2 separate regions of the Homo sapiens genome follow, and region 2 is linked to region 1. A link is an interaction called in ENCODE POLR2A ChIA-PET data of the cell type or tissue named here. Cell type or tissue: A673. All regions are shown on one strand. Links, peaks and the distances in the headings refer to the core of each region. The heading gives the core; the rest is flanking DNA.

Region 1 (4,392 bases), core at 252-4,251:
GATTTGAAGGGGACAGATATCCAAACTATATCATGTGTCATCGCTCAGAAACAGATTGTTCTATCAGCACAATACATTTGCTACTTGGAAAACCACATCACCCTTCCTAATGTCTGGGTTACGGGCTTGGCAATATTGCTGTGAAGCCACTGGTGCACTATCTCCCTACATGCATGTCACTGCAAGCCCTAAGAATTTTTCCTTTTTATCCTTTAGGGTATTTCTATGGGCAGTCTGACCACTGGACCACTGCCATGGCACAGTGCAATACACAGTGTGATCTGCGGGCCAGCCCTGGTCTCTCAAGTTTGTTACAGGTCTGCAACAAGGTAAGTATAGAAATTTGAACCAGGTTCAGTGGCTCATGCCTGCAGTACAGCACTTCAGGAGGTTGAGGCAGATTCCTTGAGCCCAGAAGCTTGAAAGCAGCCTGGGCAACACAGAAAAATCCCATCTCTACAGAAAAAAAAAAAAAATTAGCTAGGCATGGTGGCATGTGCCTGTAGTCCCAGCTACTGAGGAGGCTGAGGTAGGAGGATCTCCTGAGCCTGGGAGATCGAACCTGCAGTATGCCATGATCGCTCCACTGCACTCCAGCATGAGCACTTTGTCTCAAGAAAGAAAAGGGGAGGGGAGGGGAGAGGAGATTGGGAGTAATTGTTTAGGATTTTTATTTTTTTAAATTGAGACAGAGTCAAATTGGGAGTAATTGTTTAGGAATTTTTTTTTTCTTTTGAGATGGAGTCTTGCTCTGTCGCCCAGGTTGGAGTGCAATGGTGCGATCTCGGCTCACTGCAAGCTCCACCTCCCAGGTTCACGCCATTCTCCTGCCTCAGCCTCCCAAGTAGCTGGGACTGTAGGCGCCCACCACCTCGCCCGGCTAATTTTTTGTATTTTTAATAGAGACGGGGTTTGACCGTGTTAGCCAGGATGGTCTCAATCTCCTGACCTCGTGATCCGCTCTCCTCGTCCTCCCAAAGTGCTAGGATTATAGGCGTGAGCCACCATGCCCGGCCTTGTTTAGGAAATTTTTATAGACATTTGACATTGGTATAACATCCAAGCACATGATCTGGTTTTTTTTTTTTAGTTTAATTTAACTTAATTTTTTTTTTTTTTTTTTTTTTTTGGAGACAGGGTCTCGCTCTTTCTCCAGGCTGGAGTGCACTGGCATGAGCTCAGCTCACTGCACCCTCCACCTCCCAGGTTCAAGCCATTCTCCTGTCTCAGTCTCCCAAGTAGCTACCATGCCCGACTAATTTTTGTATTTTTTGGTGGAGACAGGGTTTCTCCATATTGGCCAGGCTGGTCTTGAACTCTTGACCTCAAGTGATCAGCCCACCTTGGCCTCTCAAAGTGCTGGGATTACAGGTGTGAGCCACCTTGCTGGCATTTTTTTTTAAACTTAAGTTCTGGGATACATATGCAGGATTATGCAGGTTTGTTACATAGGTAAACATGTCCCATGGTGGTTTACTGCACCTATTAACCCTAGGTATTAAGCCCTGCATGCATTAGTTACCTTTCCCTGAGGCTCGCTCTCCCCACTCCCCTGCCCCGATCAGTTTTATTTTTTATTGGATTTTACAAAAATACTCATTTGTGAGGGGTTGGGAATTTAAACAACAACAATGGCCGGGCACGGTGGCTCACACCTGTGATCCCAGCAGTTTGGAAGGCCGAGGCGGGCGGATCACGAGGTCAGGAGATCGAGACTATCCTGTCTAACACGGTGAAACCCCGTCTCTACCAAAAATACAAAAATTAGCCGGGCATGGTGACAGGTGCCTGTAATCCCAGCCACTCAGGAGGCTGAGGCAGAAGAATCCCTTGAAGCCAGGAGGCAGAGGTTGCAGTGAGCCGAGATCATGCCACCGTGCTCCAGCCTAGGTGACAGAGCGAGACTCCATCTCAAAAAAAAAAAAAAAACCTCCACACCCCCACCCCGCAACCCCACACACAGGTTCTTGATACAGTTGATAGTACCAGTCTAGAATGGTTCAGAACCATGGACAGCACCTCAATCTCCCTCCAAAACCCTATTGTCATTGCCTCTGCCTGTTTCCAGCTCCAGTGAATGCCACTGGTGAGCTCCTAGCTACCAAATCCTATGGGTGCTTTTAAGCACGTGCCTTAATTGACGTTTCTAAAGCGTTTAACTTTTATCAACATCTGCATCTGTCATTTTTGTTTAAAAATAATTCCCAATGAAATAATAGAAAACGTTCCCCTAGGATTATTAAGATGCCATACCACTAGAATGAGCGGATGGTTTTTTGTAGCTGAAACATATTATTAATCTTAAGACATTGCATTAACAGTTTTCATGTACTTTTTAGTGGGTTCTTGGAGGCAGGAGACAGGTTTCATTCAATTTTGTATCCAACATGTATCATAAGGCCTGGCCCAGAGTTTGTGCGAGTAAATGCCTGCCACTTATCAGCTGAATGACCTTGGACAAAATATTACTAAACTTCTTTTTGATGCTGTTTCCCAAGTTATAAAATTATTATAATAATAAAGTCTATCTCATGCCATTATATTTAAGATGAAATTAGTTAATACCCTTAAAAGTGCTTAGAACAGTGCCTAAAACAGAAGAATAAAAGATATTATCATTTTAAGCCAGCCACGGTGGCTCACACCTGTAATCCCAGCACTGTGGGAGGCCAAGGTGGGCAGATCACCTGAGGTCAGGAGTTCAAGACCAGCCTGGCCAACATGGTGAAACCCCATCTCTAATAAAAACACAAAAATTAACTGGACCTGGTGGTGGGCACCTGTAATCCCAGCTACTCAGGAAGCTGAGGCAGGAGAATCACTTGAACCCAGGAGGCAGAGATGGCACCACTGCACTCCAGCCTGGGTGACACAGTGAGACTCTGTCTCAAAAATAAATAAATAAATAAATATATATATATATGAACAAATAAAATAAAACCTGGGAAATTTGACTCAACTTTTGGCATTCTTTTCTCTGCACCAGATACTTTTCTCCAGATAAAGGAAAGACCCCATACAAAGACCCCATACAAAGGGGCCTCTGTCTTTAAAGAGCTGGCCATATCAGGGGGAGTATGTTCATTCTTATGGCTTCTGTAACAAATTGACACAAATTAATATGGCTTTTCCATTATTCTCTCACAGTTCCAGAGGTCAGAAGTCCAAAATCAAGGTGACAGCAGGGCTGTGTTCCCTCCAGAGGTTCTAGGGGAGAATCCTTCCTTGCTTCTCCCAGCTTCTGGTGGCTCCAGACATTCCTTGGCTTGTGGCTGCATCATTCTCGTCAGTCTCTGTTTCCATCTTCACACAGATTTCTCCTCTGATGTCTTTTCTACTCTCCTGACTCTTACGAAGATTCATGTCATCTGGATTTAGGGCCCTCCCAGGTAATCCTGGATAATTCACCCCAGAATGATCTCATCTCAAGATCTTTACATTAGTTATATTTGCAGCTAGGTGCAGTGGCTTATGTCTGTAATCCCAGAACTCTTGGAGGCTGAGGTGGGAGGATCATTTGAGCCCAGGAGTTGGAGATCAACCTGGGCAACATAGTGAGATCCAATCTCTACAAAAAAATTTAAAAATTGGCTAGGTGTGGTGATGCATACTTGTAGTCCCAGCTACTTAGAGGCTGAGGTGGGAGGATCACTTGAGCCTAGGAGGTCAAACCTGCAGTGAGCTGTGATCTTGCCACTGCACTCCAGCCTGGGTGACAGAGAGGGACCCTGTCTCAAGAAAAAATTATTATTATATTTGTAAAGACTCTTTTTCCAAATAAGGTCATATTCAAAGGCTCTGGGGGCTGAAGCATAGCCATATCTTTTTTGTAACCACTAGTCAACCCATTACAGAGAGCAAGAAGTGTACCCATGATAAGGTATCCAGTGACATTAAAAAATGGGACAATTGGCTGGGCACGGTGGCTCACACCTGTAATCCCAACACTTTGGGAGGCTGAGGTGGTCAGATCACCTGAGGTGGTCAGATCACCTGAGGTCAGGAGTTCAAGACCAGCCTGACCAACATGGAGAAACCCCATCTCTACTAAAAATACAGAATTAGCCAGGCGTGGTGGTGCATGCCTGTAATCCCAGCTACTCGGGAGGCTGAGGCAGGAGAATCACTTAAACCCGGGAGGCAGAGGTTGCGGTGAGCCAAGATTGCACCATTGCACTCCAGCCTGGGCAAGGAGAGCAAAACTCCGTTAAAAAAAAAAAAAAAAAGCACTTCAAGTGGCTTAACCCTTAATTACATAACATGTTAAGGTTAGAGGCTTTTTCTGAGACAAAGTTGCAGCCTCAGCCTCCCAGGCTCAAGCCATCCTCCCACCTTAGACTCTGGAGTAGCTGGGACTATAGGTGCATGCCACCACGTTCTGGCTAATTTTTT
Region 2 (4,392 bases), core at 261-4,260, 620 kb before region 1:
AGGCCGGGCGCGGTGGCTCCCGCCTGTACTCCCAGCACTTTGGGAGGTCCAGGCGGGCGGATCACGAGGTCAGGAGATCGAGACCATCCTGGCGAACATGGTGAAACCCCGTCTCTACTAAAAATACAAAAAAATTAGCCGGGCGTGGTGGTGGGCGCCTGTAGTCCCAGTTACCGGGAGGCTGAGGCAGGAGAATGGCGTGAACCCGGGAGGCGGAGCTTGCAGTGAGCCGAGATCTCGCCACTGCACTCCAGCCTGGGCGACAGAGCGAGACATCGTCTCAAAAACAAAACAAAACAAATACACCACTCGTGAACTCACGAGGTAAAGGACAGGGTGGGGGCGTTGTTCTCTTCCTAATACACAAAACTCCTTTATATTATCTCCTTGACCACAAAATTTTAAAGGCCTCGGTAATCCCGTTATTCCTTTTAATCATATGGGTGGTGGGCCCCAAGGCAAGCAGGATTACAACCTCTGGAGCCTGCAGGTTACCAAATAGCAACCCAGAACACAAGGAACTAGCGTTTCCAGTGGATTCCTGCAGCCAGGACCAGTGTGGTGGGCTGGGCATTCCATTTTCTCTTCTGTATCTTAACAACCAAAGTAAGGTGGTATGGTCACCAATTTTATTTATTTTATTTTTTGACACAAGGTTTTGTTCTGTAACCCAGGCTGGAGTCCAGTGGCACGATCACGGCTTACTGCAGCTTCAACCTCCCGGGCTCAAATGAGCCTCCTGCCTCAGCCTCCCAAGTAGCTGGAACCAGAAACGTGGCCACCACGCCAAGCGAATTTTTTGTAAACACAGGGTCTCCCTATGTTGCCCAGCTAGATCACCAGGTTTTTTTTTTCTTTGAGACGGGGGTCTCGCTCTGTCGCCCAGGCTGGAGTACAGTGGAGCCATCTCAGCTCACAGCAACCTCCACCTCCCAGGTTCTAGCGATTCTCCTGCCTCAGCCTCCTGAGTAGCTGGGATTGCAGGTGTGTTCCACCATGCCGGGCTAATTTTTGTATTTTTAGTAGAGATGGGGTTTTACCATGTTGACCAGGCTGGTCTTGAACTCCTGATCTCAGGTGGATCACCAATTTTAAATGAGAAAACTGAAGTCAAGAGCAGCGGCCCAAAGCTACACAACCAACTCAGGCACTAACTCCACCCAGGCACTGGAGTTGCCCTGAGAATGAAAAATGAAGATACGTGGATTTCAGGCTTCTCTAGGAAAGTCCGAAGATTTAGCTCACACTGTACTGCCTTCCCCCAAAGTAACAATCAAGTGCAGCTGGGATACCCATACCCAGGTGGGCAAGTGCCCTCTGGTTCACCCCAAGGCCACTCTTCACTGTCCCAGGCTAATTCCATAACAGGAAGTCACATATTTCCACACGACCTTACTCATGTCACTGAGATCTGGCAGCAAGGCTTTCAGGGCGGTCTCTAACAAACTGCTCACCCCACCTCCACCCCAGCCCTTGCCAACCCACAGAAATGAGGGCCAGGGCTGTGGCCTGCAGGAGATGATGGGCACAGCTCCCCAAGCAGTGAAGGTAATTCAGGAAATTAAGTTCAAAGTCAAATAGTGTAGGTGCAGCCCAAAGACATTACTGCAGGCATAAATTCCCTTAATCTTCCACGTGGATTTCTTTAGCACGACTCAGAAACACTTTCAGTGACGTGTAAAGTCTGAGGATACAACATTTGGACAGCGCTTAGCAGTTTGCAAAATGCTTTCACCAACCTTGCTTTACTGGAGCTTCAAAATAGCTTTGTGCAGTTACCCATATTTTATACACAAGAATACTGAAACCACAGCTAAAACTGTGGCCATGAAACCAACACGTCCAACTCCACATTGGGGATTGTTTCCAGGGCTCCTGGCTACTGTGGGACAAGGTGTGTCTGAGCTTCTGAGTTCCTTGATGTAAATTAGATCTCCTATCAAAGATCTAATTTATTCTGAGGCTCAGCTGGGCGTGGTGGCTCACGCCCGTAATCCCACCACTTTGGTAAGCCAAGGCAGGAGAATCCCATGAGGCCAGGAGTTTGAGACCAGCCTGAGCAACATGGTGGAACCCCCATCTCTACTAAAAATACAAAAAAAAGTCTGGGCATGGTGGCCCAGGCCTGTAGTCCCCCCTGCTCGGGAGGCTGAGGCACAAGAATCACTCGAACCTGGGAGATGGAGGTTGCATCGAGCCGAGATCGCACCACTACACTCCAGGCTAAGTGACACAGCGAGACTCTGTCTCAAAATAAATAAATAAATAAATAAAGAATCCTGAAGCTCAAATAAGGTAATGGCTTAGAAAACACTTCATAAACTAGAAAGAACTGCAGGCAGGTAGGGGTCAGTCTCAGCAAAAAATAAAAAATGCCGGGCCGGGTGCGGTGGCTCACGCCTGTAATCCCAGCACTTTGGGAGGCCGAGGCAGGCGGATCGAGACCATCCTGGCTAACACGGTGAAACCCTGTCTTTACTAAAAATACAAAAATTAGCCGGGCGTGGTGGGGGGGCGCCTGTAGTCCCAGCTACTCGGGAGGCTGAGGCAGGAGAATGGTGTGAACCCGGGAGGCAGAGCTTGCAGTGAGCCGAGATCGTGCCACTGCACTCCAGCCTGGGGGACAGAGCCAGACTCTGTCTCAAAAAAATGAAATTACATAAATAAATAAATAAAGCCTTCATATTGTATCCAAGGGTGTTTCTGCCAGAGGCAAGGCACCACACTGTTTGGGAAACAGCAGGAAGTCCTTTTGACACAAGCCTCCCTACTTTTGTTATTAGGTTCAGTTACAGACCCTGAGTAGAGGGCAATTCCATGACAGTGAGGTTCTCAAGTCAGCCAGGAGCTCAGTTACCCCTGAAAATCTCTTAAAAGGCCCATAGAGTATACACTCCCTGGGTTTGGGCTATTCAGAATATATGCATAAAATGTGGACAATCTCCAATCTAGGAAAGGACATACACAAAATGCTTTTGGATTGTTTTTTAATTACATGAATTGATTTTTCTCACATTCTTTTTTTCGGTTTTTTGGCTGAGCCTGCAAGGTGGAAGTTGCATGAGTTAACTACAAATATATCGTGCCTCTGCTGTGGCCAACTCCCGCTGCAGCCACTTTCCCCGCTCCACCAAACTCCAGCTCCCCTGCTTCAGAGGAGTCCTCTAGCCAGATGAATCTTTCTAAAACACAAGTCATAAGATCTGAGAGCTACAGTGAAAAAAGGAAAAACTGAAAATGCAAGTCCCATCTTGTCACTACCTCTGTGTGAAAACCCTGGCTGACTTCCCAGTGCTGTCAGGATGAAGTCTTAGCCTTGACTTCGGGTGAATACGAGTGGGACAGACAGTTGGGGCTCCCAGAAATCTGTGCCCCCACCTTGCCAGCCTCCCCTGCTGTGTGGTCTGTGAGTGGAAGAGTTCCTTTCAGGCTGGGGCCATGGAGACTGGGGGCCTTGTCCAGACTTCCCTTCACCCCGCGACCATGTGTTCTACACGGCTGAGCTACCTCATGGAGAAGAGCTGTTCGGCCCACATCAGATTTGACACAAGCTGAAAATGAACCTGTACTGGGCCTGGCACTGAGATTTGGGATTTTTTTTTTCTCTCAAACTGTAGCCTGGCCTACTCTCACCCTCCCACCTGGCCTATAAGGTCCAGCATGAGTCGCCTCAGCTGCACCTCCTTGCCACTCTCCACTCCAGCTGTGCTGAATTTCTTTTACTTCCTAGAACTCACCAGTGCCCTCCTGCCTTTGGGCCTTTTCACCTGCTGTTTTCTCTACCTGGAACAGTCTTCCCAAATGTCACCTAACTACTGTACACATTGGGAGTTGAATTGTGTGCCCCCGCAAAAGACATGTTCACAGCCGGGCATGGTGGCTTACTCCTGTAATCCCAGCATTTTGGGAGGCCGAGGTGGGCGGATCACGAGGTCAGGAGATCGAGACCATCCTGGCTAACAGTGAAACCCCGTCTCTACTAAAAATACAAAAAATTAGCCAGGCGTGGTGGTGGGCACCTGTAGTCCCAGCTACTCAGGAGGCTGAGGCAGGAGAATGGCGTGAACCCGGGAGGTGGAGCTTGCAGTGAGCCAAGATCATGCCACTGCACTCCAGCCTGGGCGACAGAGTGAGACTCCGTCTCAAAAACAAAAAAAAAGTTACGTTCAAATCCTAACTCCTGGTGCCTCTGAATGTGGCCATACTTGGAAATAGTCTTTTCAGGTGGAATCAAGTTAAGATGAGGTCAAACTGGAGTATGAGGATTAAAGGCCCATATGGGAGTAGGGTGGGCCTTTAATCCTGTATGACTGGTGAACTTTGGAGGGGGAAAGACAGACACACGGGAAAAATGCCACATGACCACGGAGGCAGAGATTGCAGTGATGCATC

What was found. ChIA-PET counts read pairs that join two places held together with the same protein. Peaks named below come from ENCODE experiments on the same cell type or tissue, not always from the same donor. Only the 100,000 strongest peaks of a DNase experiment are listed, where the experiment ranks them.
Region 2: POLR2A ChIA-PET joins it to region 1 with 6 read pairs; 5 of 35 experiments call an interaction of 5 or more read pairs at or near these places.

The regions. Positions count from the first base shown.
Region 1 is chr5:177,579,391-177,583,782 of GRCh38, reverse strand. No RefSeq gene overlaps it. Among named protein-coding and RNA genes, the nearest start is that of TMED9, 11 kb to the left of the region's middle. In A673, for the core only: no CTCF peak of the experiment used is centred there; a DNase peak (open chromatin) is centred at 2,042.
Region 2 is chr5:178,199,101-178,203,492 of GRCh38, reverse strand. No RefSeq gene overlaps it. Among named protein-coding and RNA genes, the nearest start is that of HNRNPAB, 3.2 kb to the left of the region's middle. In A673, for the core only: no CTCF peak of the experiment used is centred there; no DNase peak of the experiment used is centred there.